Linked DNA regions of Homo sapiens: region 1 is linked to region 2. A link is a loop called in an ENCODE intact Hi-C map of the cell type or tissue named here. Cell type or tissue: PC-9. All regions are shown on one strand. Links, peaks and the distances in the headings refer to the core of each region. The heading gives the core; the rest is flanking DNA. Region 1 overlaps PRELP (proline and arginine rich end leucine rich repeat protein). Region 2 overlaps ATP2B4 (ATPase plasma membrane Ca2+ transporting 4).

Evidence for each region. A loop is a pair of places that touch in the nucleus more often than their neighbours do. Peaks named below come from ENCODE experiments on the same cell type or tissue, not always from the same donor. Only the 100,000 strongest peaks of a DNase experiment are listed, where the experiment ranks them.
Region 1: it touches region 2 in a loop (5-fold over the local background); 3 of 110 quality-filtered maps call a loop at or near these places.

What each region holds. Positions count from the first base shown.
Region 1 is chr1:203,482,461-203,493,700 of GRCh38, forward strand. It overlaps PRELP (proline and arginine rich end leucine rich repeat protein), which reads left to right. Exons shown (of 3, transcript NM_002725.4): 2 at 709-1,697; 3 at 4,246-8,892. The coding sequence starts at 725. The coding sequence ends at 4,421. Among named protein-coding and RNA genes, the nearest start is that of OPTC, 6.1 kb to the right of the region's middle. RefSeq lists an enhancer at 9,000-9,798 and a silencer at 11,186-11,240. In PC-9, for the core only: CTCF peaks have their summits at 5,094 (motif pointing left), 5,473 (motif pointing left) and 5,674; a DNase peak (open chromatin) is centred at 5,461; H3K4me3 peaks cover 913 bases.
Region 2 is chr1:203,696,546-203,707,785 of GRCh38, forward strand. It overlaps ATP2B4 (ATPase plasma membrane Ca2+ transporting 4), which reads left to right. Exons shown (of 21, transcript NM_001684.5): 3 at 1,612-1,809; 4 at 2,915-3,172; 5 at 3,661-3,786; 6 at 4,253-4,378; 7 at 5,499-5,534; 8 at 7,107-7,268; 9 at 10,464-10,678. Among named protein-coding and RNA genes, the nearest start is that of SNORA77, 27 kb to the right of the region's middle. In PC-9, for the core only: CTCF peaks have their summits at 5,703 (motif pointing left) and 5,903; no DNase peak of the experiment used is centred there.

The DNA.
Region 1 (11,240 bases), core at 1,466-9,465, 210 kb before region 2:
AGAGATGGGGTTTCTCCATGTTGGTCAGGCTGATCTCGAACTCCTGACCTGAAGTGATCCACCCGCCTTGGCCTCCCAAAGTGCTGGGATTACAGGCTTGTATGCCACTGTCCCACCAGCCCCAATGTGCCTTTTTTTTTTTTTTTTTTTTTTTTGAGATGGAGTCTCACTCTGTCACCCAGGCTGGAGTGCAGTGGTGCAATCTCGGCTCACTGCAAACTCCGCCTCCCGGGTTCACGCCATTCTCCTGCCTCAGCCTCCCAAGTAGCTGGGATTACAGGCACCCGCCACCACGCCTGGCTAATTTTTTGTATTTTTAGTAGAGACAGGGTTTCACCGTGTTAGCCAGGATGGTCTCGATCTCCTGACCTCATGATCTGCCCACCTTGGCCTCCCAAAGTGCTGGATTACAGGTGTGAGCCACCGCACCTGGCCACCAATGTGCTTTCTACCAGCATGTCCCCCGCCCTCTTCAGAGCAGGCTCAACACATCGAGTGGCTAAGCCAATGGCCAGGGAATCCAGAGCCTCAAGCCCTTGTTATTCCCTTACCTGCTGGGTACAGGCAAACAAGGAGATGCTTCCACAGCTCCCTGAGCTCTGCCCATCTTCCCTAGAGCTCTAGTTCTGCCCAACTCTGGCTTCAAAAACATGACAACTAGTTACTGAGGGCCCAAGGATAATGACCTTATGTGTCTTCTCCCTGCAGGTGCATCACCTGGATCATGAGGTCACCCCTCTGCTGGCTCCTCCCACTTCTCATCTTGGCCTCAGTGGCCCAAGGCCAGCCAACAAGACGACCAAGACCCGGGACTGGGCCCGGGCGCAGACCCAGGCCCAGGCCCAGGCCCACACCCAGCTTTCCTCAGCCTGATGAACCAGCAGAGCCAACAGACCTGCCTCCTCCCCTCCCTCCAGGCCCTCCATCTATCTTCCCTGACTGTCCCCGCGAATGCTACTGCCCCCCTGATTTCCCATCTGCCCTCTACTGTGATAGCCGCAACCTGCGAAAGGTCCCTGTCATCCCGCCCCGCATCCATTACCTCTATCTCCAGAACAACTTCATCACTGAGCTCCCGGTGGAGTCCTTCCAGAATGCCACAGGCCTGCGATGGATTAACCTGGACAACAACCGAATCCGCAAGATAGACCAGAGGGTGCTGGAGAAACTGCCCGGCCTGGTGTTCCTCTACATGGAGAAGAACCAGTTGGAAGAGGTCCCCTCGGCCCTGCCCCGGAACCTGGAGCAGCTGAGGCTGAGCCAGAACCACATCTCCAGAATCCCGCCTGGTGTCTTCAGCAAGCTGGAGAACCTGCTGCTCCTGGATCTCCAGCACAACAGGCTGAGCGACGGCGTCTTCAAGCCCGACACCTTCCATGGCCTCAAGAACCTCATGCAGCTCAACCTGGCCCACAACATCCTGAGAAAGATGCCGCCCAGGGTCCCCACCGCCATTCACCAGCTCTACCTGGACAGTAACAAGATTGAGACCATCCCTAACGGATACTTCAAGAGCTTTCCCAATCTTGCCTTCATTCGGCTTAACTACAACAAGCTGACAGACAGGGGACTCCCCAAGAACTCCTTTAATATCTCCAACCTGCTTGTGCTCCACCTGTCCCACAACAGGATCAGCAGTGTGCCCGCCATCAACAACAGGCTGGAACACCTGTACCTCAACAACAATAGCATCGAGAGTGAGTGGGGTGGGCCGGGGCGGGGCCGAAGGCAAGGAGGTTGGCTTGTGTAGCACTTCCACCCTCTCTAGGGAGACTCAGGGTGGGGTGGTATAAAAAGCATCCACTTTGGCACTGGACTTCAATTCATGGCCTTGCCACTTGCTATCTGGGTGACCTTGAAAAGATATTTGACCAGTCTGGGAAGTTTCCTCATCTGTAAAGTGAGAATGGTAACAATATCTTCTATCACAAAGGTGATATGAGGATGTAATAGTTTAATATGGAGAAAGTGCCCAGAATACCATACTTGGAGGGTCATAGGTTTTCTTCCTCCATTCTTCCTCAGCCCCAGTTCCTTGGCAACTGGATCTATAGGTAGGGTAGACATGGAATATACTCCTGGACATTCTGCTAAAAACAGAACAGAGACATTTAAATACCTATCCTGAAATGTCCTGGGTCTGCCCTCTGCAGAAACCTGCCCCTGTGGGAAGATGCTTCTTCCCAAGCCTGAGCCTGGGTTTTGATTCAGGGTATGCAACTGGTAAAAATGTGGCAGTCAGGAAAAGAAGGTCTGCATGCTGGTGCTTTCTGAATCTATCTGGAAGGGTGCGATGTTTAGGTGCACTTAAGGAAGAGTTTGCCTAAGTGACATTTACAGGGTTCTGGACTTGGAGTATCAATTGCAGCCCAGGAGAGGAGGCTGGAAGTTGCAGTTTTGCTTCAATCAAAAATTTCAGCTCGGAGCAGAGCATTAGCAGAAAGGTTTAGAAGTGAAATAATATTTTCTGGTCCTTGAACAAAATCAGCCTACATTCACAGAAGGGATGCAGCAGCAGAAGGGAAGAGAGGGATTGAGGGAAAAGAGAAGGACCCCTAGAATGATATTTGGGGATCCTTAGGTTCCAAACCAAAGAATGAGATGGAGATTGTTGGTGTCTCTACCGACACCAACAATGGGCGAATAGATCGTTCACTCATTTGGGATAATTTCAAGAAGTAGGGGAGGATTTTTTTTTTAATCTTACAAAAAAAAAATGGGAAAAGGGGAAGACTGTATAATTTTACCCTGGAGACAGCACACTAAAATAAAACACATTACCCCCAGGAAGCTATGAGGCCAAAATACAGACAGAAGGGATACCTTGATTAATAAATGGCTGATAGGTCTCTACCAGATTGTGGAAGAACAGGTTGCTGGAGGATATCCCAACCTTCTAAGGTTGAAGTCAGAGAACTCACACCTCACCCACATGAGCCCACCCCATCCAGCCTGTCTCCTGTGCCTTTTACCCGACAGAATGGGCTGAGTGGGGCCTAGGTCAGTGGGGTGATTACGTTCTTCACAATGACCATAATGCTGCCACTGGTACTGTCTTTAAACAGCTTACAAAATGCCTTTGCCAACATTCTCTCCCCTGATTACAGGGCAGGCACCACTCTTACCATTTCACAGATTGAAGAACTCAGCATGAGGGTGGCTAGGCCACAGCCCCAAGCTCATAAGAGAAAACCCCCGTGTCAGGGCCCTTCTGCTACTCCAATGGCAAAGAAGAAAGACGAGGAAAAGGAAGAGGAAGACAATTACAATGAAGATGATGCCTACTCTTCCTCCTCCTGCTCCTCCATAAATGATAAGTGAGGCAAGGCTTAGGGAGAATAAAACAGTTCATTTAAATGCTGGCATGCCTGGTGCCACAGGCATCCAACAAGATGTGATGGAGGAAATGGAATCTCAGGCCATGGACCCTTCAGAATCAGTAGGCTCATCATGTCCCGGGGGTTCCGGAGCTCTCCCCAGATCCTCTTTCCTCTTCCTGTCATCCTTATTTCAGTTACCATCTTTTGCCCATCCTCATGTCTCACATCCAATTCAAAGGAAAACCTGCAGAGTAATTTTCACATCCACCTACTGGCTTCAGATCTCACCTTACTCCATTGCTTCTCCACAGTGTAGCCGGATTATCTTTGTACAGCATAAACCTGAACATAGGGATCTCTAAGGACCCTTCCAGATTTAACGCTCCAGGATACCATGGTTCAAGTATCCTGTTAATAACATCGCTCTCACAAAGACAGTCCTGTTCACTGCCATTCCTCAGACCAGAGATCAAAAGCCTCTTAGTGAAAGCCTAACTACCTTCCCAGCTTACTCTCCTTAGTACATCACATTGGGCACTATTACTATTCCCAGATTCGCCCACAAGCAGAATTTTGGCCTCCACAACTTCATTCAAACAGATTCCTCTATCAGAACACCATCCCCCAGGTCTCCACCTGTTGTAATTCTACCTATTCTTGAAGGCCCAGTTCAAAATTTACTTCCAATTCTCTAGAGTTAACTTGCAATAACAGTTGTTGATCAATTCCAACTTAATTCATTTTACAAATGAGTAAACTGAGCCTGGAGGTCAAGGCAGCTCATCTATGATCACACATTCCCAAAGCTAGCCAGTTTCAGAGAGAAGTCTACAGTCCTTGCTCTCGGGTGTCTTCCCCCTTCCCCTTCCTCATCTTGGCCGCCAGCCTCCACTCCCTTCTGATTTCTCGTCTTCTTTTTCCGTAGAAATCAACGGAACCCAGATTTGCCCCAACGACCTAGTGGCGTTCCATGACTTCTCCTCGGACCTGGAGAACGTGCCACACCTGCGCTACCTGCGGCTGGATGGAAACTACTTGAAGCCGCCCATCCCGCTGGACCTCATGATGTGCTTCCGCCTCCTGCAGTCCGTGGTCATCTAGGCCCTACTCCGCCACCGGATCTGCTCTGACCGCACTTGAAGGCTGGGGCCCAGGCACCTGTGCCGGCCATTCGTTTTCTCTCTCTCCCTTTCTTTCTCCCAGCTTTGCCTCCCTTATCCCACCCTCGAGGCAGGGAAAAGCCATCTATTCTTCTGCAGCCTCAGGAGCGAGACTTCAAGGACTCAGTTTGGTTCCACCCAGTTGAAAGACACCCAGTGCACACCCAAACTCCTGGCCTTCTGTGGTTTCCCTTTGCTCCAGAAACACAGATGTGTCTAAAGACTTGGTGTCCCCTTCTCTCTCCTCCCCCACCCGCCACTCCTGGGTACATCTGGGCCGTGGACTATCTGATCTTGGTCCTGGCCGAGCAAACAGCCCGGAGGTAAGGTTCAGAAAGTCCCCCTGGGGACTCCTCCATCTTCGGCAGCTCTGGCTCAAAGAGGCCGAGAAACCCAGTTCTCCTGGGCCAAGGATCCCTTCTGGCAAAGCTGCTGCTCCGCCGCTTGGTTCCCCGGCACCAGACATCGCCCTGGCCCTGCTGGCCCGGGTATCGGGAAGGAGGAGCGAGGGAATGACGGAGGTAGGGTGCAGGGTCAGGGCTCCCGCAGGGGCCTGCATCTGGCCAGCAGGACACAGGGATGCGCAGGGCGCCCCCTTCTGTTCCAGGGTGAACATAGCACACGCCCTCCTGGCTGGGCCTCAGGAGGAACAGCCAAGGAGAAGAATGGCCCAAGGAACTAGGAAGCAGCCATGGGAGAGGGGAAGGGTTCAAGCCCGGGATGGGCCCGCGTGACGTCGATGGGTCCTGCGGCCCCCTTGCCCAACCTCGGGTTTAGGGAGGAGGGTTCACAGTGTTTTTGTGGGGGCGGGGGAAGGAAGAGGCAGCCCCGCCCCCGCCATCTGTTCTCCATCAGTGTGCGCGGCCCAGCCATTTCCACCCTCGGGAGGCGGCTCCTGAGAAACAGGGAGGAAGGGGCGGAGCACCTGGACGTCTCCCAGAAGCCCCTCCACGTTTGAAAATGCGCCTCCTCCTCGGAGACAGACGCATCGGTGCCACCTAGTGGCTGGTGGGAGTAACAGCTGGTCCCAGTCTTGCGCCTGGCCCTCTTCCTGGGGTGATTTTCCTCGGTGGAGGAGGCCCGTGGGGTCCCAACACGGAAGAGCCATGGGCCGTGTGCATGGTGTCGCTCTCCTCTAGGGTCTAGCGGGCACAAACGTCCCCAGGCTGGGCTCATTCCCATCGTGAGTGAGCCCAGGTGAGGACATAGTCGGCTCCCGTTTGTTGTAGGCCCTTCCCAGGTGCCTTCTCAGCTCCCTCATCTGTAAACCGAGGAGGTGGATAAGATGCTCCCGGCCGGGCGCGGTGGCTCACGCCTGTAATCCCAGCACTTTGGGAGGCCGAGGCGGGCAGATTATTGCCTGAGCTCAGGAGTTCGAAACCACCCTGGGCAACATGGTGAAACCCCCGTCTCTACTAAAATACAAAAAAATTAGCCAGGCATAGTGGCGCGCGCCTATAATCCCAGCTACTGGGAGGCTGAGGCGGGAGAATCGCTTGAGCCGGGGAGGCGGAGGTTGCAGTGAGGCGAGATTGTGCCACTGCACTCCAGCTTGGGCGACAGAGTGAGACTCCGTCTCAAAAAAGAAAAAAAAAAGATGCTCCTCTGAGGTCCCTCCGGCGCTCATGTTCCGAGTCTGCAGCTCCACACTTTAAATCATACTCGAATGCAGGACAAGTCCTAAATATTTGCCCCTTCCCTTGCAGTAATTTATTTTCTGTATGGACTGTCCCTCCCCCAGAGGCTTCCCCACCCTCCATTGCCTGGCCCAGGTGAGCAGCTTGGCAGGTCTCCAAGTGGAACCCGGTCCAGACAGGGCTGCCTCGACTTCACCTTTCCCCCTAACTTCCTCCAAGGGATGCTGCCCCTTCTCAGCCCCCTGCGTGTGTATATTGGTGGGAGGCATAGAGGATGGATGTTCTAGAAATGAGTAAGACACAGTGCCCACCCCCAAGTTAGGATGAAAAAAGTTCCAGAGGTTTTTAAGAAATTGGATTAAGCTGGGTCCCTAACTTCAAGAAATTCCCATTATGCTCCTTCTCACCTTTCTTTTTTGCTAATTATGGAAAATAGGGCCCATTTCATCATAGCCTCCTTCCCCCGTGCTCCACTACAATCGCCGCATTCTTTCTAGCTGCAGCTGGTTTCTTCAAGGCTCCTGCTTAAAGTCCACACGTTATTATGGCCGAAAGCAACCTGGTGCTTCGGCCTGGATAAGAGCCCCTTCTGCATCTTATTCACAGCTTGCAGCCTCAGCCCCTTTGATGAGGCCCTCAGGGGAGAGGTCATTACCTTGATCCTGCAAACCCAGACTCGTTGAGCAGCAACGCAATCACCATCATCCCACTGCCCAATCTAGAATATGTCTGCTCTCCTTTGCTCTCTGCAGCTGTAAGCCAGAGGGGATTCAAGGTAAATAGGCTTTACAGGCTCCCCTCCTCCAAACACACACAGAATGGGCTGGTTTCTTTCAAGTTTAAAAAAAGCCCCCTTCTCCATGCACAAGTTCATTCCCTCCATGCTGTCGTCATCGACATATACAGGTGTGTACGTAGGTGTATGTGTGTACTCTGCACGTATATCTCTTCTGTCTTGAAGACCCTGTTAACTTTGTGAAATAACTTCCACATTTCAACACACTTCACAGTACAGGAAATAAAGTAATATGAAAAACACCCTGCGTGAACTCAACGGTGTGAACAGGTCAAGAATAACACTTCAAAGTCATCTTGCCAGCCAGGCGTGGTGGATCACGCCTGTAATCCCAGCACTCTGGGAGGCCAAAGCGGGCAGATCACCTGAGGTCAGGAGTTCAAGACCAGCCTGGCCAACATAGTGAAACCCCTTGTTTACTCAAAATACAAAAATTGGCTGGGTGCGGTGGTACATGCCTGTAGTCCCAGCTACTTGGGAGGCTGAGGCAGGAGAATTGCTTGAACCCTGGAGGCAGAAGTTGCAGTGAGCCGAGATCGCACCACTGCACTCCAGCCTAGGAGACAAAACGAGACTTCATTTAAAAAAAATAAAAATAAAAATAAAAATAAAGTCATCTTGCCACCCACCCCCTACCATTGAGCCACCATGCCCAGCCCCAAAGCCTCTTAATTGCTCTAACAAGATGAGTGGGGAAAAGATTATACTCTTAAGAAATTCCTACGAAAGCTATCCAAAAGCCTTTTCTTTCCTCTTTTCTTATTATTTTTAAATAGAGGCAGGGTCTCATTATGTTGCCCAGGCTGGTCTGGAACTCCTGGCCTCAAGTGATCCTCCCACCTTGGCCTCCCCAGAGTGCTGGGATTACACACGTGAGTCACCATGCCCAGCCCCAAAGCCATTTCTTGAAGAATTTCTCGCAAACTCACAACCCTCATGAAAAATTAATCCTCAGTTCCACGAGACTGCCCACCCACAGACAAAAAAATATATATATTCCTAAAGTCGGACCAGAAATCTGACAGCTGCCTTTGAAACCCAAAGCCTCGGGTTCTTTCAAGCTACATGTACTAAATTGTCGAAGGTCTCCCAGGAGCTCTGTACTGAGGCAGACACAGAAAGACACAAAACGGTCGTCTTTCCTGCCCAAGTAAAGCTTACAGACTAACTGGGGAGATGTAGTGTGCATACAAAACAGTAAAAGAGCCATCTCAAGGACAGAGAGCATAGACCAAGTCATCTGGAATGGTCTACATGCCATGCGGAAGTCCACCGAAGGGTTAGAACAGGGTGTCCCAGACTCTCTCTTCTGAGGGAAGGTTGGTTGCAAAAGTGGGATTCATGACCCTCCCAGGCTACACCATCTTCTTTAGAATGAGAACTGCCAGGTGACGCCCTCGCTGCTCCTACCTGGCTACTAAACATCGACTTCGGTTCACTTCACGGATGTTCAGTGGATATCGGTCACATGCCAGGTCCCCAGCTACGCATTCAAGGATGGATAATATACATAGCAGCACATCCTTGAGGAACTCATACCTTGGTAAAGGGAAAGAAATCCATGAATGGATACCTCTGTGTCCTAAGTGTTTGTAATAATGCTGTGTGTCAGGCCTCTGAGCCCAAGCTAAGCCATCATATCCCCTGTGACCTGCATGTGCACATCCAGACGGCTGGTTCCTACCTTAACTGATGATATTCCACCACAAAAGAAGTGAAAATGGCTGGTCCCTGCCTTAACTGATGACATTACCTTGTGAAATTCCTTCTCCTGGCTCATCCTGGCTCAAAAGCTCCCCCACTGAACACCTTGCAACCCCCACCCCTGGCCACCAGAGAACAACCCCCTTTGACTGTAATTTTCCATTACCTACCCACATCTTATAAAATGGCCCCATCCCTATCTCCCTTCGCTGACTCTTTTCGGACTCAGCCCGCCTGCACCCAGGTGAAATAAACAGCCTTGTTGCTCACACAAAGCCTGTTTGGTGGTCGCTTCACACAGACACGAGTGAAACTACTGTGTATGAACAGTATAAAGGAAAGGGCTTTTACCTCTACCTGAGGAAAACCAGAAAGACTCCTACCATGTGAGCTGGCTCTTAAGGGATAAATCAGATTTTGCCAGGTGGATGAAAGAAAAAAAGACGCCACCTGGACAGGAAACAGCATGAGTACAAAGGTAGGAAGGTGTGGAGTCTACCCTGTGGGGCTTGTGTGTCTGAAAAAGAGGAGAGGGTCATGTTCCGGTCATGGAGTGGAGTTATGTGGCTACAAGCCCTCAGCAGGGGATATACCCCTGTCATCCAAAACACAGGAGGGTTCCTGAACTTCCCCGCCTCTCTCTCCCTATCCATGAAAAGGGCAACAACAGGGTTGGCTGGTCAAACTTCTGTCCATACCACCTGCCGCCTCCGATTCATCAACACGCCTTTTGCCTCTCCTAATGAGAGATTAGGATTAGGACGCCTCCCCCGCCTCCTGCTTCCTTTGCCAGGCTCTTGGGGAGCTGGGCTGCCTGGAACAGCAGTCTGCGGGGTTAGCCGTTTCCCCCACCAGGTCACATGTACACATCCATGGACAGCCCCTAATATTCATGAGAACAAGAGTGTGTGACCTGTGAGCTTGGGAAAGCAAGAGGAGAAGTTGGGAGAGGGTCTAGGATGCGAGCCTGAGTCTGGATGTGGCTCCTGCAGGGAGTGGGGGGAGCAGGTGTGTATGCATTGGGGAGGAACGATGGTGGGGGTGTGGCAACCAAGCAGGGATGGCAGGAGCGTATGTCTCTGGGAAAGCAGGGAGGGAGAGTGGGAGCAGGCGGCAGGGAGAGTGAATGAACACTCGCATTTGCATTTCTCCCAGGAATAAATGTGTGGGGTGGGAGCGGGGAGATTGCCTAGGCTGGCTGTGGGGGTGGAGGGCCTCTGGCTGCAAAGCCCAGGCTGTGGAGAGAAGATGGAGGCATACAGCCCGCCAAATGTGCCATCTGCCTACTGGATGCCCTCCAGGATCCAGGGCTATCTTTCCCTCCACCCAGCAGAGCCTCTGATGGTGTCTTTTCCCAGGTGGGGGGCTGCCAGGGGTACAAGAACATGCTCTTCTCTGGTGACCAGGCTCTTGGGCTGAGGGAAGCCCCCTCTTGCACCAGCTGGAGCCCAGGAACACAGCAAGCCAAATGCTGCCCTCGAGGGCCAGGCTATTAGATCTGCCTCTTCACCTGGTGTGCCAGGGCAGAGATGAGTTCTGCCAAGCCATCTGCTCTGAGGGCCTGGAAACACACGGATTCAGGACTCCTGGGGAAGAAGGTGGAAATGGGGAGGGTCATATGAACTAAAGAAAACTCTCTGACCAGGGAGTCAAAAAATCTAGGCATTGGCCCTGGCTCTGTGTGACCTAGGGCAAGTCACGTCACCTCTTTGGGCCTCACTCTCCTCATCTATACCACAAGGACTTGGACTAGATCTTTAGGGGGCCTCACAGCTGGAATTCAGTATCTGGTTGGTGGAAAGGAGTAGGGAACAAGGAGAGTCACTGAGAAACCTGGGTGGGCGCCAGGGCACAGGCTGGCAGAAGCTGGGGAAGACTCCTTAGCCACCCCACCTCTGCCTTCAGCAAGGACTTGCTCGGCAGCCTGCTCGAGGCACCAAGGAAAGGGGAGTGTTTCCAGATGAATGCCGTTGGCCCTCTGTATCTGTGGGTTCCACATCCGTGGATTCAACCAACCACAGATTGAAAATATTCAGAAAAAAAAAAAATTCACAACGTTCCAAAAAGGAAAACTTGAATTTGCTGTGTGCCAGTACTATGTGGAATCCATGTGAATGGAGTGAGGTGTAAGCATTGTGTTTGGTGTTATAGGTAATCTAGAGATGATTTGAAGTACACAGGAGGATGTGCGTAGGTTATGTGCAAATTCACCATTTTATATAAAAGACCTCAGCATATGTGGATTTGGTATCCACTGGACGTGCAGAACCAATCCCCCATGGTTACTGAGGGACGACTGTACATCTCTGAGGGTGCGGGAGAGGATACTTCCCAGGCCCCCGAGACCCTACACAATGTCTACTGGTGTTTATGATCCTTTCTAGGGCCCACCTCCCAATTTCCATTTGGTTTCCTCCTAGCAGATTTAGAGAATTTCCCGTATCCTCATGATCATCATCTGTGAACTTGAAGTTGGCTTTCAAATCCGATCTCATCCCCCATACACCTTCTCTTTGAACTACCTAGGCCTGCAGCTCCTGTCTCTGGTGATTTTATTCAATTATGGTCTCTGTGCTGGCGCTCTAGGTGAGGGTGAAGTGCCTCATTTCCACCTATTTTTATC
Region 2 (11,240 bases), core at 1,914-9,913:
TGCCAAAACCAGGACTAATTTGCCTCAGCGTGTAAACAACTTGAACACCAACTGGCATTAATCACCATGGTAGGATTGCCCCTCTTCCCTTCAAGGGTAGCCCCACCTGGGGACCCATGAAAGGACCCAAATATAAGGAAAGCACTGAGAATAATTCTGCCTATCTCTTGTCCCTCTGGGAAAGTGCGTAGAGAGTAGGTGTGGTATGTATGTGGTGCATGTTCTGTGTGTGTGTGTGTCATATATCTGTGTGGTATGTATTGTGTATGTGGTTTGTGTTTGGTGTGTATGTGTCTGTATATTGTGTATAAGGTGTGTGATGTGAGTGGTGTATGTGGTTTGTGGTGTGTATGTGTCTGTATAGTGTGTGTGGCATGTGGTGTGTGTACACACAGGTATGTAAGCAAACGTATGTTGGTAGGGAGGATGCTGCTAATCAAGTACTGCGTGGCATCTGAAAACTTTGTGGCCCCACCTTTCTTGTTCTCTTTTTATTCAATCTGAGTAGTAGTACTTCCCTTAGTACCTACTTAGTCCTTAGTAGAATGGTAGTATCTCTCAGTGGTGTGTGTTTGTGCCTCTGTGAGTGTGTGTACATGCATACACCTAGGCACACAGGTGTGTATATGTGTGTGACAGAAGAGGGGCACATGTGCTTAAAGGGAATGCCCACAAGTTATAGTCTTAAAGACTCTGCCCTGATGCTCCCCTAAAGCTCCTGGATCTTAGAATTAGGACACATGTGTGGGCTCTGCCTCCATCTTGCATGACCTTGAGCAAGGAGCTTGTTCTTCCTGGCCTTTGTGTGTGAGCCAATGGATGGCAGCTCACTCTGCTTTTAAATCACTGCAGCATTTACCTGTTAATATGACATAAAAGTTCTATGTGAATCCCAAGAACCACTTTAATATTTAATGTTCTCAGAGCTGGAGCCTGGGGCATACTCAATCAGTAGCAGATAAGATTTTATGTCTGGTTAAGAATTTATCCAGCTTATACTTGTTACTAAGATAAGTGAGTGGTCCCATGGCTGACTAGTTTCATTTTGCCCATTTTTAGACTGAAAGTTCCACCCTCTCTAAGTCCTGGGCAGATTAGGATGGTTGTCTCTAACTGGATCTCATACTTGAGCAAATCAGGAAGGAAAGGGTCTTTTTTATTTATTTTATTTTAGAGACAAGGTCTCATTTTGTTGCCCAGGCTGGAGTGCAATGACGTGATCACTGCTGCTCACTGCAGCCTCAAACTCCTGAGGTCAAAACAATCTTCCCACTTCGGCTTCCTGAGTAGCTGTGACTACAGGTGCACCACATCATGCCTGGCTAATTTTTGTCTTTTTTGTGGAGACAAGGTTTCACCATGTTGCCCAGGCTGGTCTCGAACTCCTAAACATAAGCAATTCACCCACCTTGGCCTCCCAAAGTGCTAGGATTACAGACGTGAGATACCATGCCTGGCCTCTTTATTTTATTTATTTTTGAGACAGCGTCTCTCTCTGTTGCCCAGGCTAGAGTGTAATGACATGATCATGGCTCACTGCCACTTCAAAACTGCCTTTTATCATTTTCCTTTTTTCCTACATTCATTCATCCACTCCTATCTCCTTTTCAGGTCTGTCTGGGAACCCTGCAGATCTGGAGAAACGTAGGCAGGTGTTTGGACACAACGTGATCCCCCCCAAAAAGCCCAAGACTTTCTTAGAATTAGTGTGGGAAGCTCTTCAAGATGTCACGCTTATCATCCTGGAGATTGCAGCCATCATCTCCCTGGTCCTGTCCTTTTATCGCCCTGCTGGTGAAGAAAATGAACGTGAGTGTCCTAAACAGCTCAGCGTGACTCTTATCTGGGTTCTTTCCACCACCACCACCAAGCGCTTAGTATTGGTGGCTGACAGGTTATAGCTTAAAACATTTCCCCCATTATCCAGAGTGGGCTTTCCAAAGGAAACCAAGCAGTAGCTACTAAGCTATTCTTCCAACTCATCCTTATTCCAAGGGTTCCTCCCCACCCCACCCTCACCCTCTGTCTTCTATTAAATCCTTTTTCGGAATGTCAGGAATCCTCTACCCTTTTAAGACATTTTATTTATTTATTAATTATTATTATTATTATTATTTTAATGGAATCTTGCTCTGTCACCCAGGCTGGGTGCAGCAGCTTAATCTGGGCTCACTGCAACCTCCTGGGTTCAAGCAATTCTCGTGCCTCGGCCTCCTGAGTAGCTGGGATTACAGGCGTGTGCCATCACGCCTGGCTAATTTTTGTATTTTTAGTAGAGACAGGGCCTTACCATGTTGGCCAGACTGGTATCAAACTCCTGACCTCAGGTGATCCACCCGCCTTGGCCTCCTAAAGTGCTGGGATTACAGGCGTGACCCACTTGCCTGGCCTATTTAATAATTTTTACAACATAGAGACAAGGTCTCACTATGTTGCCCAGGTTGGTCTCAAACCCCTGGGGTCAAGCGATCTGCCTGCCTTGGCCTCCCAGAGTGCTGGGATTGCAGGTGTGAACCAACACCCCCAGCCAGGAATTCTCTACCCTTATCCAACCAACAAAACCCTACATCTCAAAGTGCCCCCTGCCACCAATTGTCTGGCATGATGGGAAACAGTAGTGAAAGCCTGACCATGTTGGGAACCATAAGTGTGACCTTACATGTGACTTCCCTAAATTTGATAGTTTGTACTATTTAGTCATTTGCCTCTTTTGGATTAACATAAATAGTTACACTAGTGATAAGACAATACTCAATCCTGCTATCCTCTGATATCCTCTTCCAGCCAACAGTTGTATTTGCTATTATTCACTTTTCCTGACTTTCTATCTTGGGGTGATTGTGGAAGCACTACTCCTATTTCTTAATGTCAACAAAAGCCCTTCAGTGACTATTTCTCTCCCTTCCTGGGATAGTGTGTGGTCAAGTCGCAACTACCCCAGAAGATGAAAATGAGGCACAAGCTGGCTGGATTGAGGGGGCAGCCATCCTTTTCTCAGTGATCATCGTGGTGTTAGTGACTGCCTTTAATGATTGGAGCAAAGAGAAGCAATTCCGGGGGCTGCAGTGCCGCATTGAACAGGAGCAAAAGTTCTCCATCATCCGAAACGGTCAACTCATCCAGCTCCCTGTGGCTGAGATTGTGGTTGGTGATATTGCCCAAGTCAAATACGGTGAGAGCTCCGTGTTTCTTTTGCTTACCCCACCACCACCCCCATTTAAGGGATAGGTCCTTTGGCATGAGGGGGCTGGGAATTGCTGAAAACCCAAAAAGATAAGATCCAAAATTGTATTCACTTCTAGGTTAGAGTTTAAAGAGGTTGTGGGAAGCCATTTCAGAAAGGAGTAGCTGAAACTCTGTCGCAAGATTGTCAGACTTGTACCCTGTGTGTCTTAGGGTTAAAAGTGTATAACATTCAGGCCATGGAAAGGTGTTGGGGATGAATAAGAGTTTGAATTTATAATGCCTGGAAAGCAACCTTCTCCCAGATTGTACAGAGCTGAAGACTTGTAAAGAGTCTCCATGTACTCTCGGCCATTGCTGTCTAGATAGGGCCCATGGGAACAGCCATGAGATAGGGTTGAAGGAGTTGGAGGACCCTACCCTCAGCCAGTCTCTTACTATCTCCTTCACTGTCCCTCCTTCCCCTTTGTGCTCTAGGTGATCTGCTGCCTGCAGATGGAATCCTGATCCAAGGGAATGATCTGAAGATTGATGAGAGCTCTCTGACAGGGGAATCTGACCATGTCAAGAAGTCCCTGGACAAAGACCCCATGTTGCTCTCAGGTATAGGCCCTGGCTGCCCAAGTTCCCATTTACCTCCCTGCAAACACCTAGGCCACAGGATCCAGACCCTGTTCTCTCCTCTGACTCTGTCCCATCTCCTTCCCTGGGGTTCAGCTGGGGCAACAGCATTTTGGTGGGTGGAATACAAGGATATCAGGCAGCCTAAATGAAGTTTTCCATGAAACAAGTGTTATAAGGGCCTTGAAGGGGCTTTGCTGGTTGCAGGGGTGGCGGGGGCAGGAGGGAGGGCTTACCCTAAAGCGGTTAGACACATTTTCCTCCTTACTCCCAATTTGTCTGGTCTGTTTTAAATGCGCCCAGCTCTTGACCTTTTCCTACTGTGCTAAGCACATCATTATCCATGGGGTAGGGAGGAGTATTTTTTCTTCTAAGTTTGTGTTTCATACCAAATCATGTCTAGGTATTAAAAAACCCATTCCTTCCCATCTTCTCCTTTCCCGTGTAGGGACCCATGTCATGGAAGGTTCTGGCCGGATGGTGGTGACAGCTGTTGGTGTCAACTCTCAGACTGGAATCATCCTTACTCTCTTGGGGGTCAATGAGGATGACGAAGGGGAGAAAAAGAAGAAAGGTAAGGGGCATCTGGAATGAGATTCTCTTTCCTCTCATCCCCATGGACAAACAAGGAAGCGAGGGAGCAGATCTGGATAGAAAGCATGGTTGGAAGAATCTGCTGCCATGAAGAAAGCAGATATCCAAACTCCTTGCTGAGATAAAGATGTAAATCCTTGGCTCCAGGGAGCTCTGATGAAAACCAGATCCTGGCTCTAGGCTCCCAAATCAGGTTGAATTTGAGCCTTGATTTTTATGTCTAATGGTAGCTTGTAAAGGGATGAGTTATAAAGCCTGCCCTAAATAAACTGGCTAGGTGCTGGTAGCCCCAAATGCCTTCCGTGTACTCCCCCTCCTTCCCCAACTTTCTTCCTCAAAGATGGGGGGTTAAACGAACCATCAAGACTAAGAGAAAATTGGCCAGAAGAGTAAAATAGATTTCTGCCGAAACTGTAGGCTCTCAATGGAAGAGACACACAGCTAGAAGAGTAGGAACAGTTAGTTCAGTCTTTGCCACTCAGTTATTCCTGAAGGAAAGAATAAGAGGGAGAAAGAGGAGAAGATACTAAAACCAAGTCTACACGTTTCCCTAAGCATTCCTTCTTCCCTTAGGGGAGAGAAGGTTTCTACCACTTGGCTGGAGAATCATCTTGAGCTGTTTAGTGGAGGACAGTTTATGAAAAGGAAACAAAACACATTCTCTCAGGAACTAAATAATTCATTTCTGCAGCTGCCTGCAGATGAATAAGGGGGAAGCTTGCCTGGTGCTGTTGAAGTAACACGGAGACACCTTTCAAAGTCTTTGCCATCAGGCAGAAACGGTTCAAACCTCTCACTTCCTAATCCCCACCCCATTTTTCCAAGCAATGTGACTCAGGCCAGGAGCAAGAGAAAGCACCTCAGGTATGAGTATGCACTCACCTACATGAGCGTTTTGGTGGATATCCCGAGGATTCATGACAGCCTCTAGCAAGAATGAATGAAAACAGAGATGTGAGCTTCCTTTACATTTATGTCCCTTCCCTGCAACCCAAACACTTTGCTGTTGTCCTTCTGGGCTCTGAGCAGGACCAACAAATTGGATCTCTTAATAGTTACTTTGGGTTTCGACCCCACTTTTTTCTTTCTTGTTCAAACAGGTAAAAAACAAGGAGTCCCTGAAAATCGCAACAAAGGTAACCTCTCCAACTACTCATTTACCATCTCTACCTGCCCACACTCAAACCAGACCTTTCCAGGCCATCTTCCTTCTCCCTTTTCCTCTCCATAAATCTGTTATCTGCTGCTGTGGCTCAGATGCCTCATCCTGAGGAAGGTGCAGAGATTTTTGGGGTGGTCTCAAGGTCCTGATCCCAATCTAAGATGGGACAACAGCACCCTCTGCTGTTGGCTCACAGAATGTCATGTCAAGGTTTGTCTTGGGGAGTGTGTAGGATTGATCTGCTCTTCCTAGGGAGCTGAACTCTGCTTCATTGACCTCAGCCTGATTTAAACACCAACAGTCATCAGTTTCTGGGTTGGAAGACTTCAGGGTCCTCATGGTGGAGGGAGGTGGGGTGGGTAGTCCCTGCACCGTCCTCTTGCTAGCTTCCTCATAAGTGTCCTCTTCTGGTCTGGATCCCTTCTCTGCTGGTCTTCTCAGGGGTGCTTGGAGAGAGCCCTTTCTCTGTATCTCTCTCCCCACCTCCCTTCTTTGTTCTTGCCACAGTCTGTTTTCTTCCTCCTGATCTGATGTGTGTGTCTCTTTTGGTGACTGTGTTCACATTCTGTCTCCGTCTTCTTGTTTGTGAGTCTGACAGCAGGGACTACTCAGGAAGGGTATCCTAAGCAAGGGGCTGAGCCCTATAGCAGTGAAAGTGGAGTGGTGCTGGGAGCCAGCAAGAACTACTGTCTTGTGACGCTCCTAGAGATTTGTTTTTACTTTGTAACCCACATCACAGCAGTCTTTAGAAATAAAGTCATCACATTGGAAAACCAGAGCTAAACAGAAATAATTCTTTAATTTTAGGTCTTTAACTCTTCTTTTAAAAGCAAAATGGATTTATATGTCTCTCTTTATCCCTGCTTTCTCTTATTCCAGGAGGTCCCTCACACCAGCTTCTTCCCTCTTCCCCAAAAGACTTAACCCCAGGTCCCACTCTGTATCTCTCTACCTTTGTCAGGCAGGGAAGAAAGGGAATTTTCTTTTCCTATCCTCAACTGCTAGAAGGGGCTGGAAAATACCCTGGGTCTGGGGGTATGTGTTTCTTCCCTGACAATCGAGAGAGAGAGAGAGAGAGAGAGAGAGAGAGAGATAAACCATTTAACAGAGCAATCTTGTGCTCCAGAAACATCTGCCAACCCTCTCCTTCAGCCCCTTTCTGCAGTAAAGATTCACTATTTTAAGCACTGAGTTCCAGGAAGGATGGTTGTTTTAATAGTGCTTAGTGACATGATTAATCCCCTTGCTGGAATAAACCTAGCTTGGGACTCTGAGGTAGTACCAGGAAGCTGCCACTGAAGAAGAAATCCATACCCTAAAAGCACCCCAGTTTCATCTAAACTCATTAGAATATTATTCCAAAGGCCCTAATAGAGTGTTGAAGGCAAGTTCCATGTCTAGCATGGGTTGGAAGTGGTCGGAACTGATGTCAGGGTCCAAGGTATATTCCGGGAAAGAGACAGGAAGGTTTTCTGGTTTCCACCTGCCTGCCACTCAGTGCTACCACCTTGCCTGCTCACCTGTCCTATTTGTGTGTACACTCCAGCAAAGACCCAAGACGGAGTGGCCCTGGAAATCCAGCCACTCAACAGCCAGGAGGGAATCGACAATGAGGAAAAGGACAAGAAGGCAGTCAAGGTGCCTAAAAAGGAGAAGTCAGTGCTGCAGGGCAAGCTGACTCGCCTGGCTGTTCAGATTGGGAAAGCCGGTGAGTAGGGTAGAGCCTCGTTGTGGTTTATCAATGTTGTCTTGGATCCTCATCACTTTTATCCCCTTCTTTCTGCACCGACCGAGACTGGCAGAAAGAAGCTGAAACTTCAGGGTGGCTAGTTGGGGCTAGGCGGCTGTTTCCCTATCTCCGCCACTGTTTGGTCGCTCCCTAGGCTTTTTCAGAGAGAAATGTTTTCCTGTGTGTAAGGGTTAATGGCCCTGAGATCTCTTAATCCAAATGAATGAGAAACAAAGAGCATATATTACAGCAGGGGAGATTTACATTAGCAAGAAGGAAGACTTTAATAACTGCTTACCTGTCTCTTGCTTTGGGTTGTAAATTCCTTAAAGATAGAGAAGGCTGCAGCTTGCTACAGGCAATTCTCTAGCATAGGAGTAGGATCTGGCTAAGCACAGAGCAATAAATACCAAGTAAGGACTGGAGGAAGAAGGAAGGCTGTGGTTACAGAGGCTCTCTCCAGAAGAGAGGTAACTAAATAATGCACTCTGCATATGAGGAAGTGGCTTCTCCATCACTTGCCTCTACATTTTCCTGTCTCACCACCTTCTTTCAATGGAGGGGGAGAAAGGGGAGTGGGAAGAAGAAATAGAAGATTGCTACTTTAGTGGACATATCTCTCAAGGAACAGTCTTTTTTTTTTTTTTTTTTTTTTTTTTTTTTTGAGATGGCGTCTTCCTCTGTTGCCCAGGATGGAGTGCAGTGGCACCATCTCAGCTCACTGCAGACTCTACCTCCTGGGTTCAAGCGACTTTCCTGCCTCAGCCACCCAAGTAGCAGGGACTACAGGTGCACACCACCAAGCCCATCTAATTCTTGTATTTTTAGTAGAGATGGGGTTTCACCATGTTGGCCAGGCTGGTCTCGAACTCCTGGTCTCAAGTGATCCGCCCACCTCGGCCTCTCAAAGTGCTAGGATACAGGCATAAGCCACCGCACCCTGCCAGAGAGTAGTTTTTTACCACTGTTTATTCTCTGATTCCACCTTTCTGTTTACCACAATCATAATCAGCACATCTCTGCACTTTATACAGCTGTATACAACTTACCTCGGGTTCTTGTTAAAGTGTAGATTCAGTTCAGGGGGTCTGGTGTGGAGCCCGAGATTCTGCATTCCTAATAAGCCCCCACAGGATGCCAGCACCGCTGATTCAGTTTGCACACATTGGATGGCAGGGATCTATGCTGCCCACCATAGCAGCCACTCACCACATGTGGCTGCTGCAATTTAAATTAATTAAAAGTAAATAAAGTTAAAAATCCAGTTGCTGGGGTAAATTTTAGTTGGTCACGAGCCACATGTGCTAGTAGTGGCTGTCATATTGGACAGCATAAATAGAGAACTTCTTAAGCGTCACAGAAAGATCTATTGGACTGAGTTGGCCTAACCTCTTCATGTCCATTCTGGTACCCAGCTAATTTTAACTACTGTGAAATCTCTTGCATATAAACTATACATGGATGAGATGAATTGCAGGTGCAGAATCAAACACACAGGTTTGAAACATTAAATCTACCCCACCTAACCCTTGTACTATTCTCCTAATCCTTGCCTTGTTGTTGTTGTTGTTTGTTTGTTTTTGAGACAAAGTCTCACTCTGTCACCCAAGCTGGAGTGCAGTGATGCAATCTTGGCTCACTGCAACCTCCACCTCCGGGGTTCAAGTGAGTCTCCCGAGTAGCTGGGATTACAGATGTGCATCACCATGCCTGGCTAATTTTTAGTAAAGACAGATTTTTGCCATTTTGGGCAGGCTAGTCTCAAACTCCTATCCTCAAGTGATCTGCCCCTGGACTCAAGGAATCCCATGGCCTCAAGTGATCTGCCGGCCTCAGCCTCCCAAAGTGCTGGGATTATAGGCGTGAGCCACTGTACCTGTCCCCTGCCTTGTTCTTCTTACAGAGTACAAGCTACCTGATGGCTGGCCACTAGTCTCCTCTGTTGCTTTATTTTATATATTAGGCCAGTCCAGGAATAGGGTGAGGCAAGTCAGATGCTTTCCACCACCTGGAGAGTGAGTTCCTTAAATTTTGCACTCTCAGTGGCTTGCTTCTCCACCTGAGTCCTGGCCCTAATCAAGCAAAGAACGGAAGAATTTGCTTTCATTGATATCATCATCTCTAGCCTTGCTTGGAGGCCCCCGAATCATCAGGCCCTTGGGAAAAGCAAAAACCAAAACCAGATAATGATTTAAAGCAGAGCTTTTCCCAAATATTGTGCCACAGTTAGGGACAGTTGTCCCCAGATATTGATTCCATCAGCCCTCAAAGCATCCAGGCAGCACCCATGGCAATCAGAACCCCTAAGCCAGTCGGTTTTGACCTTGAGCAGATTCTTTCACGTACTGTAATGTGTAGGGTAACCAACCATCCCAGTTTGCTTGGGATTTTCTCAATTTTAGCAAAGCCCCACATCCCTGGAAACTGTTCAGTAGTCTCAGGATGGTTTGGTTACTCTACCAATGGGCCATACCAAAGACTTCCCAGTACTTTCATTTCCTCATCTTTAAAAAGGCGGTAATAATAATGACCTATTTCACAGGGTTGTGAAGTGCTTGCCTGGCCCACAGCAGGTGCCCACATAAGTATTTACTATTATTGGCATCTTCTATGTGTGCCGTGACAAGAGAAATCTTGGGAAGCACTGTTCTAAGAGTTAGTCATGCAGGTGATACACTAGCACCATAGAGGCATTGTTGTAAACAAGGTGTGAATTGTCCAACATTCAGAGGTTAGTAGAGGAGAAGTCAAAATTGATAAACTACTATGAAATGGACAAGTACAGTCATGACATTATGAATCGCAGGGAGAGGGTGGGCGTGGAATAGGATCATAGAAAGCTGTTTCAGGAAACAGATCAACCCCCTGATTTATGAATGAGGAATTTGATCTAGGAAACAGGCCCAGAGAGGGTCAATGACTTGTCCAAAGCCACAAGTCAAGTTAGTGCAGTGCTGAGAATAGAACCTGTGTCTTTGAAATACGAAACCACTGTCTGTTCCCTATGCTATAATGTACAAGCAACAGAGAATGGGGGGGATTTTAGTAAGTCTTCCTGGCGATGGTGGTTTTAATAATTGGCAACAAAGGCTACAACTGATGCCAATCTATCTCTGGCTAGGGCCCTAGGACTGCCCTCCAGCCTGGGTTCATATGACTTGTTTCTCTGGACAGGTCTGCTCATGTCTGCTCTCACGGTTTTCATCCTGATTCTATACTTTGTGATTGACAACTTTGTGATAAATCGCAGACCATGGCTCCCTGAGTGTACTCCCATCTACATCCAGTACTTTGTCAAGTTCTTCATCATCGGCATCACTGTACTGGTGGTGGCTGTGCCAGAGGGGCTGCCTCTGGCTGTCACCATCTCACTGGCCTACTCTGTGAAGGTGAGACTAGAACAATCCTATCTCTTCCTTTAGGATAGAGATGGGAGAGAAGGGTACCATGTAACCTTTAGTGAAAAGATAAGCCATTCTATCATCTATAAACTTTGGCTGGTGCCTCACAAGAGCAGAAGTCCCTGGTATTATGGAAGGACCATCTCTGTCAGATGCATCAATGTTGAAATGACCCAGCAGAATCTTAAGAGAATGACAAAAATGGTATCTTGGATTTTTTTTTTTTTTTAAGACAGAGTCTCATTCTGTCACCCAGGCTGGAATGCAATGATGCAACCTCCGCCTCCCGGGTTCAAGTGATTCTCGTGCCTCAGCCTCCCAAGTAGCTGGGATTACAGGTGTGCACCACCATGCCCAGTTACTTTTTGTATCTTTTACAGAGACAGGGTTTCACCATGTTGGCCAGGCTGGTCTTGAACTTCTGACCTCAGGTGATCTGCCCGTCTCAGCCTCCCGAAGTACTGAAATTACAGGCATGAATCACTGCACCCAGTCAGTATCTTGGATTTTTGTGTGGGACTGGAAGATGAAATGTGGAGAGATGTTGGCT